2 separate regions of the Mus musculus genome follow, and region 1 is linked to region 2. The links are chromatin loops, found by intact Hi-C in ENCODE. Cell type or tissue: heart. All regions are shown on one strand.

Region 1 (8,000 bases), 52 kb after region 2:
ACTTTGTCAACCTGTATCAGAATTCAAGAAGTTTAATATCATGTGGTTCATTGTCAGCATATTGAAAGCACAGTACAATTTGGGAAAAGGTGACCAGGCAGAAATCAGTCCAATCAGTTCAATTCCAACTTCACAATAAAGCTCAATATGTGACTACATAGAAACCCTTTTACAAAGTACATGTAACTGTGAGGAGGGCTTCTGTAGGTAGAAGACCTGACATCTAATGATTGGTAACCATCTAGGAGGAAAGAGTTAAAGACAGTCATTTTGGAAAATTTGAGTAAGGTTTGCCTCTATAGCAAACATTATATGAGATCTGCCTACACAAAGAGCCAAAAGGTCACTGAGTCAGTATGAAAATGCACTTCCAGGCATTTAGGTTGAATGTAGGTATTTTTTTTTTCCTTCATTGAATGCAGGCCTCTGTATATTTAAAATTCCTAGTATCCTTGGTGATCTGTGGCTGCAAGGACCTTTGTGCCCCAACACCCTGTTCCACATTAAAGAGTGAAGCTCTTTTGCAAGTGGGAAAAGTAGCTGAAGGGCACATATCTGGATGCCTCAATCCAACTTGGGAGGGAAAAGAAAGTAACCAAGGTGGGAGAGGAACAGAGGGAAGGAGGGGCCTGGGTGGGAGTGGAAACAGGAAGGGGGAGTAGGGAACATGATCAGGTATTGTGTTTGGGGAACAGGACTGAAGCCCTGAGGGCCAGCAGAAAGGATGGAAACAGCTAACCTCTGGAGGTAGGGGGACACTCTAGAATGTACTGGTGACAGGGAAGTTGAAAGACTCTAAGGATTCAAAGGGAGAGATCTTGGATAAAGTGCTCTAGAGTGGGGAGTAGGAACTTGTAGAGTCCACTTCCAGTGGCGGAACATGATAAGTGGAGAGGTGGGGTTTCGATCCCACAGTCAAAAGCTCTGACCCAGAATTGTTCCTGTCTGATGAAACTGCAGGGACAAAATGGAGAAGAGCAGGAGATAAAGGACATCTAGTGACAGGCCCAAATTGGGATCCAGCTCACGGGGGGGTCCAGGGTCCTGACATTGTTAATGGTGCTGTGATATGCTTGCAGACAGGATCCTAGCATGGTTGCCCTCTGAGTAGCCCAGCAAGCAGGTGAAAGAATCAGAGGCAAATACTAGCACTCAGCAAATAGATAGAAGCCTGGGACCCCCATGGTTGAATTTGGGAAAGCTGGAAAAATCTGAGGAGAAGGGTGGCCCCAGGCAAAGACCAGCAGTCTCAAATGACCTGGACCCTGAGATCTCTCAAGACACTGAGCCACCAAGCAGGCAGCATACAACCAGGCAGCTGTTATGAGGCTCCCAACAGCAGAGGACTGCATCATTGGGCCTCAGTGAGAGAAGATGTACCTAATCATGAAATGACTTGAAGCCACAGAGATTGAGGAAGCCTGGTGGGGCTTGGTGGTGGGGTGGGGACATCCTCTTGGAAACCGAGGTGGGGGTAGAAGGTATGGTATGAAGAATGGTCACGTGGCAGACTATTAGGAGGATGAAGTATGGACTGTAAAAAACAATTAATGAATAAAAGTAAATAAGTTTTAAAATTAAACAAAAAGCATTGCTTTGGAAATGACTCCCAGGTTGTCCTTGCCTGCAAATGGAAGGAAATCTGTCTTAACTCTTCTGTCTTGCCTCTTGTGATGGTTATTCTTGGTCGTCAAATTGGCTATACATGGAATTAACTAAAATTGCTACAGTTCCGGTACTGTGAAGGATTTTTCATGATTATATCTTTTTAGGTTGTAAACTCTTTTTTAAATCTGGATCATTTGAAGTGAAAAGAGATATCTTTAATCTAGGCCACAGCTTCTGGTGGCAGACTACATTTATAAAGGTCACTGAAGATGGTAATTCTTTCTCCTGTTCTTCATGTCTTACCCTGACCAGCAAGCTCAGTTTTTGGAAAACTGGCCTACTTATTCCTAATTGTGATGTAGACTGAAGACCAGCAGTGTCATCCAGCCACATGGACTGAGCCACTACTATATTCTTCATCTGTCCATTTGCAGACAGCCATTGTTGGACTGGTTGGACCACAGCTTACAAGCCATTCCAATAAATCCACTTTCTACATGTACAGAGAGATCCGTTCTATCAGTTTTGTCCATTAGGATACCTTTATTAATACAGCTGTGGGTTTTTTCCTCTTCGCACTAAGGAAGATGTGCTGGCTAGCAATAGTGTTGTGTAGAGTTTCTCATCTCTTTCCTGCTTTTCTCCTGGGGCTGTGTAAAGTCTGATGCCTACCAGGTGAAACATAGCTGCAGTTTACCTGACCCGACCATGAAACCACAGAACAAAAATCTTAGTGTTTCCTAAAAATCTCCTCAATTGTCAATATTCTGGGTGCCCTTCCCCTATGGACTGGATTGTTTATTACACTGCAAGTTAAATAATGGGCCCTGCAAGCTATCTGCCTTGATTACAGGAGGGAGAAGGGGAGTGCTGGAAGCCAGAAGCAAGACTTTCCCTCCCCCCTGCTGCTTGAGGAATTCTCAGTTTGCAGAAGCCTTTCCCTTCCCCCTGCTCCTTGCCCTTTCCCTGCTGATATAAACAAGCCTTTCCCTGCCAGTGTAAAGAAGCTCAAGACTGCCTGCCCCCTTCCCCATCTGAGGGGACTGTCTAATGGTCAAAATGACCACAACTGCCATAGCAAGACTAGCTGTTCTCAAAAATTTGCTATAACAATAAAAACGGTCCCTGGGACCCCGGCCTCAGTTTGAATTCTAAGATAAACCGACCTTGCTGACAAAGTTTCTGACATCGCTGGCTGACACCAAAAGTAAAAAACATAACTGTTACTTTGCTGGCCAACATTGATAAAGTTGTGTAACCCTCCCTCCATGCCCCACAAATAAAGAGTAGTTAAAAAAAACAAAAAACTGTAGTTTAAGCAGTTGGGATTTACTCTCCCTGCGAGGCTGAGCAACCCTGTGCGCATTGGAATAAAAACCTGTCTTGCCATTGCAGCGATCTATTGTCAAGCTGTGTCTCTAGGGGTCGCGTTCTCAACATTTGGGCCCCTGGGGTCCTAGCACAACCCCTTTGCTTTATCCCATCAGTGCACTCTCACCCTATTATCTGGAAAACGGTCGGCCCTGGAACAGCAACGTGGGCCAGGAATCATTAAACTGAGTCCCTTCATCACACACTAACCTTAAGGGAGTTGCTTATGTCATTCAAGACTCGCTGGCCAATCACGGCCTCCAGTCTGACCTGCCAGTCAGAAGTGGAGGCGGGTGCTTCCCGGTGCTATGCTGCCGGTTCCAAACTATATCTGAGGAGTGTGGTGTGGTTTGTGTGTCCTGCTCTGTGTGCTACTGCTGGGTGCTGTGAGGGGAATTCAGACGAGCTCAGACCTCGCGACATGGTGAGTATATGGCAGCTGCTTCCAATGGGAAGGGGCAGGCGATTGAACAACTGGAGCGAGTATGGTGAGTCCTCCCTGGGGCAGGGTGCGCACCGCGAACCTCAGGTATACAGGGCCACTTGTGAGGTCTTTTGTGGTCTTAGCTGCTCTGAAAAACTCTGCTCTGGGGCTTCATCTGCGCGAATATTTAAGCATGGGCTTGTGTGTTGAAACCTTCTTGGCAAGATGGCAAACACAGAAATGCCTAGTTTCTCCAGTATCTTCTACAATTTTGTTTGTTTGGTTGGTTGGTTCTTTATAACTTTTGGATATTACCCCTTATTGGCTATAGGGTTGGTGAACATCTTTTCTCAGTTTGTAGGCTACTGTTTTGTCCTATTGACAGTGTCCTTTCCCTTACAGAAGCTTTTCATTTTCTAGAAATGTATTAACTGTTGGTCTTAGAGCCTGAGCCATTGGTGTTCTGCTCAGGAAATTCTGTGTCCTGTACCAATGCATTCAAGGGTATTTCCTACTTTGTCTGCTGTTAGATTCAGTGTAGCTGGTTTTATGTGAGGTCCTTGATCCATCCTGTGCAGGGTGATTCTTCTATACACACAGCCAGTTAGACCAGAACATTTGTTCACCGTGCTTTCTTTTTCTATTCTATGGTTTTGGCTTCTTTGCCTAAGAAGTGTCCATAGGTGTATGAGTTCATTTCTGGGTATTCGATTCCACTGATCTGCCTGTCTGTACTGATACCATTTGGTTTCTATCACTATTGCTATGTAGTACAGCTTGAGATCACGAATTGTGATGCCTCCAGAAGTTTTTTTATGGTTCGGGATTTTTTGGGCTATCCTGGGAGTGTTTGTTCTTCCATATGAGGTAGAGATTTCCACTTTCTATTTTTTTTGAGATTTAGTTATTTGTTATATATAAGTACGCTCTAGCTGTCTTCAGGCACACCAGAAAAAGGCTTCAGATCTCATTACAGATGGTTGTAAGCAATTATGTGGTTAATGGGATTTGAACTCAGGACCTCTGGAAGAACAGTCAATAATTTTAAATGCTGAGCTATCTCTCCAGCCTGAGACTTGCAACTTCAATGTGTGTAGAAAATTGTGTTTGAATTTTGAGGGGAATTGCATTGACTTTGTAGATTGCTTTTGGTACCATGGCCATACTGACTATGTTTTTTGGTTGTCTGTTTTTCAAAACTGGTTTTTCTGGGTGATGAGCTTGTGGTCCTAGGACTTGTTCCATCTACCAGGCTCGCCTTGAACTCAGAGAGTTCTGCCTGCCTCTGCCTCTCTGCCTCTCTGCCTCTCTGCCTCTCTGCCTCTCTGCCTCTCTGCCTCTCTGCCTCTCTGCCTCTCTGCCTCTCTGCCTCTCTGCCTCTCTGCCTCTCTGCCTCTCTGCCTCTCTGCCTCTCTGCCTCTCTGCCTCTCTGCCTCTCTGCCTCTTTGCCTCTCTGCCTCTCTGCCTCTCTGCCAGGCTTACTCTCAAGTGCTGGGATTAAAGGTGAGCGCCACCATGCCCGGCTGCCAGTTTTTGCTGTAATCATTGTTACAGTGTGAATTTGACTGAAGTTTGGGTGCAGGACTTACTTTCTATGAAGTAGAGATGACTGTACTGTACACTGATTGTGCCGTGCAATGTTCACAAAGAGGACCCTGTGCCTTGGAAGGAGAACAGGAAGTGCTCTGGTGACTCCAAAGTTTGACTAAAATACATTTTCCCAGTCTAGGGCTCTCTCTGGCCAGAGGGTAGAAGGACAGAGCTAGAAAGGCCTCACTGTCTGAGCCTTTTAATCTTTGATCCCTTAATGGAGGAGCTGCTACTTTCCTGAGAACTGGTTTGGTTGTATTAGACAAAGAAGGACTCTGGGTAAGCCAAGAAATTAGTAGTACTAGTGGGTGGGGGCTTACAGGTTCATTCCAGGATTCTTCTCTAAAATAGCTGTAGGGAGCTATGAGGGAGTCCAGAAACCATGCCATGTTCAGGCTGGGAGCCACTGTCACCAGACCAGGAAGAGCAGGTCCAATTAGTTAAAGAGTGACATGTACTGAGAGCTAGATTGTGGTTTTGTTAATACATATGGTAACCTGAGCAAAGGCTGTTGGCCCTTGAGCCTCACTGAGTATGTATTCGCTAGAGAGGAGTAGCCCTGGCAATGGAAGGGTGTGGTGCTTATAATATCTCCGTCCATGGTACACGCAGTGGCATTGGTTTTCGGATGCAGTGGGAAGTCCACTGGAAACCGGGAGGTCTAGTTCCTAGAAGTTCTGACCATTGCATTCCACATTCTGTTTTGTGTGATAACTTTTCCCAATAGTTAAGAAACTGGTAGAGAGAAGGTGATAGAGATCATCCTTCAGTAATATTTGATTAGAATCCTTTGAACTTTTCATGACCACCAACTGCAAAGGTGTGATTCAAGGAAACTCAACTATTGGTCATAATAGGAGTTTTGAAGATGCAGAGGTTCCAGGTGCGCATGGTATTGTGAAGGTGGACATGTCAGATTCCACATCTTGTGACAAAATCCATGTGACAGGAAGTAGAGATTAAATTACTGTTTAACATGACCTTGTGTGCAAATCAGTAGGACTGGGACTTCCTGAAACATACTTTGGGCCCGAGGGTCTACAAAGCCAGACAGAGCTTACCTTTCTGATCACCTTCATTTCCAAAGAGCATGGAGCCTCTCAGTGTGGAAGACAGAGCAGCAGTAAGTGGAGAGCCAGAAATATGACAGTATAGACACCTCTATGAGCTATTTTGTGGGAATTATAAACCCCGTGCTCAGAGGTTAAGGGCACAGGCTGCTCTTATGAAGGTCCTGAGTTCAAATCCCAGCAACCACATGGTGGCTCACAGCCATCCCTACCAAGATCTGACTCCCTCTTCTGGAGTGTCTAAATACAGATGCAGTGTACTTACATATAATAAATTAATAAATCTAAAACATAAAAAGTGGCTAATCCACAATTTGAGTGGAAGAAAAGCAACTGCTGGGGAAAAGTAAAAACAAAGGCTGAGGTTCATGGAGAAAAACAGCACTAGGGAGTTTGCACAGTAGTCAAGTGCTGACACAGACAGGAGTTTTAAGCATGGTATCACCATTGAAGAGCAAGCCTTTGCTCTCCATTGAAAGCCGATGATGGTTCCCAAATGTATCATGCTAAGACTTGGTGTAATGTAATGAGTAGACAAAGTGATTCAGAGTTCCAGGAAGCATCTATGCAAAAAGTGTTGGAATTGTGGTCCAAGCGCTGCAGGGTCCATCATCACAACTTGGAAGCAAAACTTGGCATGATCACTTATCTTGTACTGGTTCTGGAATTAGGAAAGATGAAAAAGATAATGTCATGAATTCTTAGTGTGTGGTTTTAGTTGCTCACTTATTCCAGCCTTCTATGTTTGAGAGAATCAGAGCTGCACTGAGGAGACTGTAAGACTTCCCTGCATGAAACTGTGAGGTTGAAGCCTGAGTTGCATTTTGAGACCAAAAGATGCTGATCCATCTGAGTGATGGGACATCTGCGTGGACAGCTGTGTGTAGGGAGTGGAAGTAACCAAAAAGGAAGATTTATGAGAAGTTGAAGGAGTAGGCCATCTAAGTCCTTCGAACCTGAAGCTGCATGAGTCTGAGACACAACTACAGGATTGGGTGTTTGTTCTGCTGGCGTTCTGTCTTGCTTTGGTTTAATCTTCTCTAACTTTATAATTCCTTTTTTTTATTTTTTTGAATGGGAATATGTATTCTATGCCTCTGTATGGTGGAAAGGTATAAATTGTTTTCTGATTTTACAAGATGTATCTGTCAAGAGAATGCCTTGACTGTCAACACAGAGTTTGGACATTCGAACAGGGTAAACATTGATGCAGAATATAGGAATTAGTAAAGTTAGACTATAAATGTTTTCATCCTGCGATGACCGTGAACTTACAGTGACCAGATGCAGAATGCAGTCAAATTGAATGAAAAATCTTCCTATCTGTGATGGTGTCTTTGCGCATCATTTGTCCTTAATAACTATTTGCAGGGAAGTCTTTGAAGCTTGTGTGAGAGGAAAGTTTCTAGATGAAAGATCTCCTTGAGGATAGGATTGGAGTGTCCATAGACCCATTTCCTGTTCTTTGTGTCTACTGGCTTGTGGTTAAAAGTGATCAGTCAGCTTCTTTCTCATGCTGTAATCATATGGACTCTATCCCTAAATCAAATATGATAGTGGAGAAGTAATTTCCATTCAGTCCTACCTGATTTTGCTATTGTAATGTTTTTATAGTTTTAGTTTTGTTGTTTTCTTTTTGAAGACAGGGTTTCTCTGTGAAACCCTGGATGTCCTGGAAGTAGTTATGTAGACTAGAATGGACCTACATTTAGAGATCTACCTATCTGGCTCTTCTCATGGGATTATATATGGGTCAAGATGCCTAGCTTTATTGTTTCTGGGCCTGGAATGGATTTTTTTTTTGCACATGACAAGCATGTATTGTTGTTTTGTGCTTCACTTACATTTTGAACAATAAAATTTGCCTTAACATATTATTCTAATTCCCAGGGTGGCACCAATTTGTGACATTAATACTGCCTGAATCTTTTGATTCA
Region 2 (8,000 bases):
TTTAATCCTACTACTTGGAAGACAGAGGCCTACAGATTTCTGAGTTCAAGGCAAGTCTGTTCTACAGAGGAAGTTCCAGGATAGCCTTGGCTAAACAGAGAAACCCTGTCTCGAAAAACCAAAAATGAAATAGAAGAATGAAAGGAAGGAAGGGAGGGAGGGAGGCAGGGAAGGGGGGAGAAAAATTGTCCTTGCAAAATATCATACCCCTGTTTTATTCTATGAACATTTTCTTTTTTTTAAAGATTCTCTCTCTCTCTCTCTCTCTCTCTCTCTCTCTCTCTCTCTCTCTCTCTCTCTCTCTCTCCTTTCTTCCTTCCTTCCTTCCTTCCTTCCTTCCTTCCTTCCTTCCTTCCTTCCTTCCTTCCTTCTGTTCTTCTTCTTGTTCTGTAGTACAGCTTAAAAAGTCTGGGATACTGATTCTCCCAGAAGTTCATTTATTGTTGAGAATAGTTTTTGCTATCCTGGAGTTTTGGTTATTCCTGATGAATTTGAAAATTGCTCTTTCTAACTCTATGAAGAATTGATTTGTAATTTGATGGGGATTGGATTGAATTGGAATAATGTGTTCACCGGGCGTGGTGGCTCACGCCTTTAATCCCAGCACTCGGGAGGCAGAGGCAGGCGGATTTCTGAGTTGGAGGCCAGCCTGGTCTACAAAGTGAGTTCCAGGACAGCCAGGGCTACACAGAGAAACCCTGTCTCAAAAAAAAAAAAAAAACAAAAAACAAATAAATAAATAAATAAATAAAAAATAGAGTGTTCAGCAAGATGACCATTGTTAGTATATTAATCCTGACAATCTATGGAAGAAATTCTGTACCATACCCAACTTGAGAAATAAGTTTTATGGTGTAACTTTTCTCTTTTTTTTTTTTACAAAAATAAATTTAATCATTATTTTTGTGTATGAGTGTTTGTCTGTATGTGTGTCTGTACTCCATTCATTCCTGGTCCAGGAATACCAGGGGATGTTGTGAGAATTCCTGAAGCTGGAGTTACACATAGTAATGTGCAGCCTTATACACTGACAATGAAGAAAACTCGGTGCTCTAGAAGAAATTTCAATTCTCTAAACATTTAAGATATTTTCCACCCCAAGTTTTCTATTTTTTTTAAGATTTATTTACTTATTGTATGTATATGAGTATAGCTGAACAGATGGTTGTGAGCCATCATGTGGTTGCTGGGAATTGAACTCAAGACCTCTGCTTGCTCTGGCCCTGCTTGCTCTGGCCCCTTTATTGTTATAGGTAAGTACACTCTCTTCAGATACACCAGAAGAGGGTATCAGATATCATTATACATCGTTGTAAGCCACCATGTGATTTGAACCCAGGATTTGAACGCAGGGCATGCAGAAGAGCAGTCAGTGTTCTTAACTGCTGAGTCACCTCACCAGCCCCAGTTTTCTACTCTTGATAATGTTTCCCATCCAAGGCATTCTAGGTTTCTGGTGGGCCAAAGATCTGTCAAGTAGGCCCCTGTAGGTATTAGACAGGAAAGTGGGCCACTCTAAGAGATGAGAATGAGAGTTAGGTGCAGACTGACTTTGTCAACCTGTATCAGAATTCAAGAAGTTTAATATCATGTGGTTCATTGTCAGCATATTGAAAGCACAGTACAATTTGGGAAAAGGTGTCCAGGCAGAAATCAGTCCAATCAGTTCAATTCCAAGTTCACAATAAAGTTTAATATGTGACTACATAGAAACCCTTTTACAAAGTACATGTAACTGTGAGGAGGGCTTCTGTAGGTAGAAGACCTGGCATCTAATGATTGGTAACCATCTAGGAAGGAAAGAGTTAAAGACAGTCATTTTGGAGAATTTGAGTAAGGTCTGCCTCTATAGCAAACATTATATGAGATCTGCCTACACAAAGAGCCAAAAGGTCACTGGATCAGTACGAAAATGCACTTCCAGCTATTTAGGTTGAATGTAGGTATTTTTTTTTCCTTCATTGAATGCAGGCCTCTGTATATTTAAAATTCCTAGTATCCTTGGTGATCTGTGGCTGCAAGGACCTTTGTGCCCCAACACCCTGTTCCACATTAAAGAGTGAAGCTCTTTTGCAAGTGGGAAAAGTAGCTGAAGGGCACATATCTGGATGCCTCAATCCAACTTGGGAGGGAAAAGAAAGTAACCAAGGTGGGGGAGGAACAGAGGGAAGGAGGGGCCTGGGTGGGAGTGGGGACAGGAAGGGGGACTAGGGAACATGATCAGGTATTGGGTTTGGGGAACAGGACTGAAGCCCTGAGGGTCAACAGAGAGGATGGAAACAGCTAACTCTGGAGGTAGGGGGACACTCTAGAATGTACTGGTGACAGGGAAGTTGAAAGACTCTAAGGATTCAAAGGGAGGGATCTTGGATAAAGTGCTCTAGAGTGGGGAGTAGGAACTTGTAGAGTCCACTTCCAGTGGAGGAACATGATAAGTGGAGAGATGAGGTTTTGATCCCACAGTCAAAAGCTCTTACCCAGAATTGTTCCTGTCTGATGAAACTGCAGGGACAAAATGGAGAAGAGCAGGAGATAAAGGACATCTAGTGACAGGCCCAAATTGGGATCCATCTCACGGGGGTCCAGGGTCCTGACATTGTTAATGGTACTGTGATATGCTTGCAGACAGGATCCTAGCATGGTTGCCCTCTGAGTAGCCCAGCAAGCAGCTGAAAGAATCAGAGGCAAATAATAGCACTCAGCAAATAGACAGAAGTCTGGGACTGCCATGGTTGAATTTGGGAAAGCTGGAAAAATCTGAGGAGAAGGGTGGCCCCAGGGAAAGACCAGCAGTCTCAACTGACCTGGACCCTGAGATCTCTCAAGACACTGAGCCACCAAGCAGGCAGCATACAACCAACCAGGCAGCTGTTATGAGGCTCCCAACAGCAGAGGAATGCATCATTGGGCCTCAGTGAGAGAAGATGTACCTAACCATGAAATGACTTAAAGCCACAGAGATTGAGGAAGCCTGGTGGTGCTGAGTGGTGGGGTGTTGACATCCTCTTGGAGACCGAGGTCGGGGTAGAAGGTATGGTATGAAGAATGGTCACGGGGCAGACAGGGAGGAGGATGAAGTATGGACTGTAAAAAACAATTAATGAATAAATTTAAGTAAGTTTTAAAATTAAACAAAAAGCATTGCTTTGGAAATGACTCCCAGGTTCTCCTTGCCTGCAAATGGAAGGAAATCTGTCTTAACTCTTCTGCCTTGCCTCTTGTGATGGTTATTCTTGGTCGTCAAATTGGCTATACATGGAATTAGTAAAATTGCTACAGTTCCGGTACTGTGAAGGATTTTTCATGATTATATCTTTTTAAGTTGTAAACCCTCTTTTAAATCTGGATCTTCTGAAGTGATAAGAGATATATTTAATCTAGGCCACAGCTTCTAGTGGCAGACTACATTTATAAAGGTCACTGAAGATGGTAATTCTCTCTCCTGGTCTTCATATCTTACCCTGACCAGCAAGCTCAGTTTTTGGAAAACTGGCCTACTTATTCCTAATTGTTATGTAGACTGAAGTCCAGCAGTGTCATCCAGCCACATGGACTGAGCCACTACTATATTCTTCATCTGTCCATTTGCAGACAGCCATTGTTGGACTGGTTGGACCACAGCTTACAAGCCATTCCAATAAATCCACCTTCTACATATACAGAGAGATTCGATCTATCAGTTTTGTCCATTAGGATACCTTTATTAATACAGCTGTGGGTTTTTTCCTCTTCCCACTAAGGAAGATGTGCTGGCTAGCAATACTGTTGTGTAGAGTTTGTCATCTTTTTCCTGCTTTGCTCCCAGGGCTTTGTAAAATCTGATGCCTACCAGGTGAAACATAGCTGCAGTTTACCTGACCTGACCTGACCATGAAACCTCAGAACAAAAATCTTAGTGTTTCCTAAAAATCTCCTCAATTGTCAATATTCTGGGTGCCCTTCCCCTATGGGCTGGGTTGTTTATTTCACTGCAAGTTAAATAATGGGCCCTGCAAGCTATCTTCCTTGATTACAGGAGGGAGAAGGGAAGTGCTGGAAGACAGAAGCAAGACTTTCCCTCCCCCTGCTGCTTGAGGAATTCTCAGTTTACAGAAGCCTTTCCCTTCCCCCTGCTCCTTGCCCTTTCCCTGCTAATATAAACAAGCCTTTCCCTGCCAGTGTAAAGAAGCTCAAGACTGCCTGCCTCCTTCCCCATCTGAGAGGACTGACTAATGGTCAAAATGACCACAACTGCCATAGCAAGACTAGCTGTTCTCAAAATTAGCCATAACAATAAAAACGGTCCCTGGGACCCCGGCCTCAGTTTGAATTCTAAGATAAACCGACCTTGCTGACAGTTTCTGACATCGCTGGCTGACACCAAAAGTAAAAAACATAACTGTTACTTTGCTAGCCAACAATGATAAAGTTGTGTAACCCTCCCCCCAAGCCCCGCAAATGAAGAGTAGTAAAAAAAAAAAAAAAACCTTTACTGTAAGCAATCTGGGTTGACTCTCCCTGCGAGGCTGAGCAACCCTGTCCGCATCGGAATAAAAACCTCTCGCCATTGCAGCGATCTATTGTCAAGCTGTGTCTCTAGGGGTCGCGTTCTCAACATTTGGGCCCCTGGGGTCCTAGCATAACCACTTTGCCTTATCCCATCAGTGCACTCTCACCCTACTTATCTGGAAAACGGTAGGCCATGGAACAGCAGCATGGGCCAGGAATCACTAAACTGCGTCCCTTCAGCACACACTAACCTTAAGAGAGGTGCTTATGTCACTCGAGACTTGCTGACCAATCAAGGCCTCCAGTCTGACCTGCCAGTCAGAAGTGGAGGCGGGTGCTTCCCGGTGCTTTGCTGTTGGTTCCGTGCTGTATCCGAGGAGGAGTGTGGTGTGGTTTGTGTGTCCTGCTCTGTGTGCTACTGCTGGGTGCTGTGAGGGGAATTCATGCGAGCTCTGAATCCGCGACATGGTGAGTATATGGCAGCTGCTTCCAATGGGAAGGGGCAGGCGATTGAACAACTGGAGCGAGTATGGTGAGTCCTCCCTGGGGCTGAGTACACATCGCGAACCTCTGCTACACAGGGAGGGCTACTTGTGAGGTTGTTTGTGGTCTTAGCTGCTCTGAATAACTCTGCTCTGGGGCTTTATCTGCGCGAATATTTAAGCATGGGCTGGTGTGTTGAAACCTTCTTGGCAAGATGGCAAACACAGAAATGCCTAGTTTCTCCAGTATCTTCTACAATTTTGTTTGTTTGTCTGGTTGGTTGGTTCTTTATAACTTTTGGATATTAGCCCTTAATTGGCTATAGGGTTGGTGAACATCTTTTGTCAGTTTGTAGGCTACTGTTTTGTCCTATTGACAGTGTCCTTCCCTTACAGAAGCTTTTCATTTTTAAGAAATGTATTAACTGTTGGTCTTAGATCCTGAGCCATTGATGTTGTATTCAGGAAATTCTGTGCCCTGTACCCGTGCGTTCAAGGATATTTTTGCTTTGTCTGCTATTAGATTCAGTGTAGCTGGTTGTAATTGAGGTCCTTGATCCATCCTGTGCAGGGTGATTCTTCTATACACACTGCCAGTTAGACCAGAACATTTGTTCACAATGCTTTCTTTTCTATTCTATGGTATTGGCTTCCTTGCCAAAGAAGTGTCCATAGGTGTGTGCGTTCATTTCTGGGTATTTGATTCTATTCGATTGATCTGCCTGTCTGTACTGATACCATTTGGTTTTTATCACTATTGCTATGTAGTACAGCTTGAGATCAGGAATTGTGATGTCTCCAGAAGTTCTTTTATGGTTCAGGAATGTTTGGGCTATCCTGGGAGCGTTTGTTCTTCCAAATGAGGTAGAGATTTCCATTTTCTATTTTTTTTTTAGATTTATTTATTTATTATATATAAGTACGCTCTAGCTGTCTTCAGGCATACCAGAAAAGGGCTTCAGATCTCATTACAGATGATTGTAAGCAATTATGTGATTCATGGGATTTGAACTCAGGACCTTTAGAAGAACAGTCAGTAATTTTAAATGCTGAGCTCTCTCCAGCCTGAGACTTGCAACTTCAATGTGTGTAGAAAATTGTGTTTGAATTTTGAGGGGAATTGCATTGACTTTGTAGATTGCTTTTGGTACTATGGCCATACTGACTATGTTTTTTGGTTGTCTGTTTTTCAAAACTGGTTTTTCTGAGTGATGAGCTTGTGGTCCTAGGACTTGTTCCATCTACCAGGTTAGCCTTGAATTCAGAGAGTTCTGCCTGCCTCTGCCTCTCTGCCTCTCTGCCTCTCTGCCTCTCTTACTTTCAAGTGCTGGGATTAAAGGTGAGCGCCACCATACCCAGCTGCCAGTTTTTCCTGTAATCCTTGTTACTGTTTGAATTTGACTGAAGTTTGGGTGCAGGACTTACTTTCTATGAAGTAGAGATGACTGCACTGTACACTGATTGTGCCGTGTAATGTTCACAAAGAGGACCCTGTGCCTTGGAAGGAGAACAGGAAGAGATCTGGTGACTCCAAAGTTTGACTAAAATACATTTTCCCAGTCTAGGGCTCTCTCTGGCCAGAGGCTGGAAGGACAGAGCTAGGAAGGCCTCACTGTCTGAGCCTTTTGATCTTTGATCCCTTAATGGAGTAGCTGCTACTTTCCTGAGAACTGGTTGGTTGTATCAGCCAATGAAGCACTCTGGGTAAGCCAAGAAATTAGTAGTACCAGTGGGTGGGGACTTACAGGTTCATTCCAGGATTCTTCTCTAAAGTAGCTGTAGCTAGCTATGAGGGAGTCCAGAAACCATGCCATGTTCAGGCTGGGAGCCACTGTCACCAGACCAGGAAGAGCAGGTCCAGTTAGCTAAAGAGTGACATGTACTGAGAGCTAGATTGTGGTTTTGTTAATACATATGGTAACTTGAGCAAAGGCTCTTGGCCCTTGAGCCTCACTAAGTATGAATTCCCTAGGGAGGAGTAGCTCTGGCAATGGAAGTGTGTGGTACTTATAATATCTCCGTCCATGGTACACACAGAGGCATTGGTTTTCGGATGCAGTGGGAAGTCCACTGGAAACTGGAAGGTCTAGTTCCTAGAAGTTCTGACCATTGCATTCCACATTCTGTTTTGTGTGATAACTTTTCCCAACAGTTATGAAACTGGTAGAGAGAAGGTGATAGAGATCATCCTTCAGTAATATTTGATTGGAATCCTTTGAACTTTTCATGACCACCAACTGCAAAGATGTGATTCAAGGAAACTCAACTATTGGTCATAATAGGAGTTTTGAAGATGCAGAGGTTTTCCAGGTGTGCATGGTATTGTGAAGGTGGACATGTCAGATTCCACATCTTGTGACAAAATCCATGTGACAGGAAGTAGACATTAAACTACTGTTTAACATGACCTTGTGTGCAAATCAGTAGGACTGGGACTTCCTGAAACCTACTTCGGGCCCGAGGGTCTACAAAGCCAGACAGAGCTTACCTTTCTGATCACCTTCATTTCCAAAGAGCATGGAGCCTCTCAGTGTGGAAGACAGAGCAGCAGTAAGTGGAGAGCCAGAAATATGACAGTATAGACGCTTCTATGAGTTATTTTGTGGAAATTATAAACCCCATGCTCAGAGTTTAAGAGCAGCGACTGCTGTTCTGAAGGTCCTGAGTTCAAATCCCAGCAACCACATGGTGGCTCACAGCCATCCCTACCAAGATCTGACTCCCTCTTCTGGAGTGTCTAAATACAGATGCAGTGTACTTACATATAATAAATTAATAAACCTTTTCAAAAATAAAAAATGGCTAATCTACAACTAGAGTGGAAGAAAAGCAACTGCTGGGGAAAAGTAAAAACAAAGGCTGCGGTTGATGGAGAAAAACAGCACTAGGGAGTTTCCATGGTAGTCAAGTGCTGACACAGACAGGAGTTTTAAGCATGGTATCACCATTAAAGAGCAAGCCTTTGCTCTCCATTTAAAGCCGAACATGGTTCCCAAATGTATCCTGCTAAGACTTGGAGTAATGTAATGA

Evidence for each region. Hi-C counts contacts between places; a loop is a spot of excess contacts. Peaks named below come from ENCODE experiments on the same cell type or tissue, not always from the same donor. Only the 100,000 strongest peaks of a DNase experiment are listed, where the experiment ranks them.
Region 1: a loop joins it to region 2, with 2.8 times the contacts of the local background. A loop is called at or near these places in 5 of 42 quality-filtered maps.

What each region holds. Positions count from the first base shown.
Region 1 is chr7:42,637,883-42,645,882 of GRCm38, reverse strand. It overlaps Zfp976 (zinc finger protein 976), which reads left to right and starts at 3,279. Exons shown (of 4, transcript NM_001242388.1): 1 at 3,279-3,403. The coding sequence starts at 3,401. In heart, no CTCF peak of the experiment used is centred here; a DNase peak (open chromatin) is centred at 3,232; H3K4me3 peaks cover 1,154 bases; H3K27ac peaks cover 467 bases.
Region 2 is chr7:42,689,607-42,697,606 of GRCm38, reverse strand. Zfp975 (zinc finger protein 975) reads left to right here and starts at 4,889. Exons shown (of 4, transcript NM_001008427.1): 1 at 4,889-4,956. The coding sequence starts at 4,954. It overlaps Gm38998 (a long non-coding RNA gene), which reads right to left and starts at 4,757. Exons shown (of 3, transcript XR_001778103.2): 1 at 4,656-4,757; 2 at 2,478-3,084. In heart, a CTCF peak has its summit at 4,652; a DNase peak (open chromatin) is centred at 4,786; H3K4me3 peaks cover 1,832 bases; H3K27ac peaks cover 967 bases.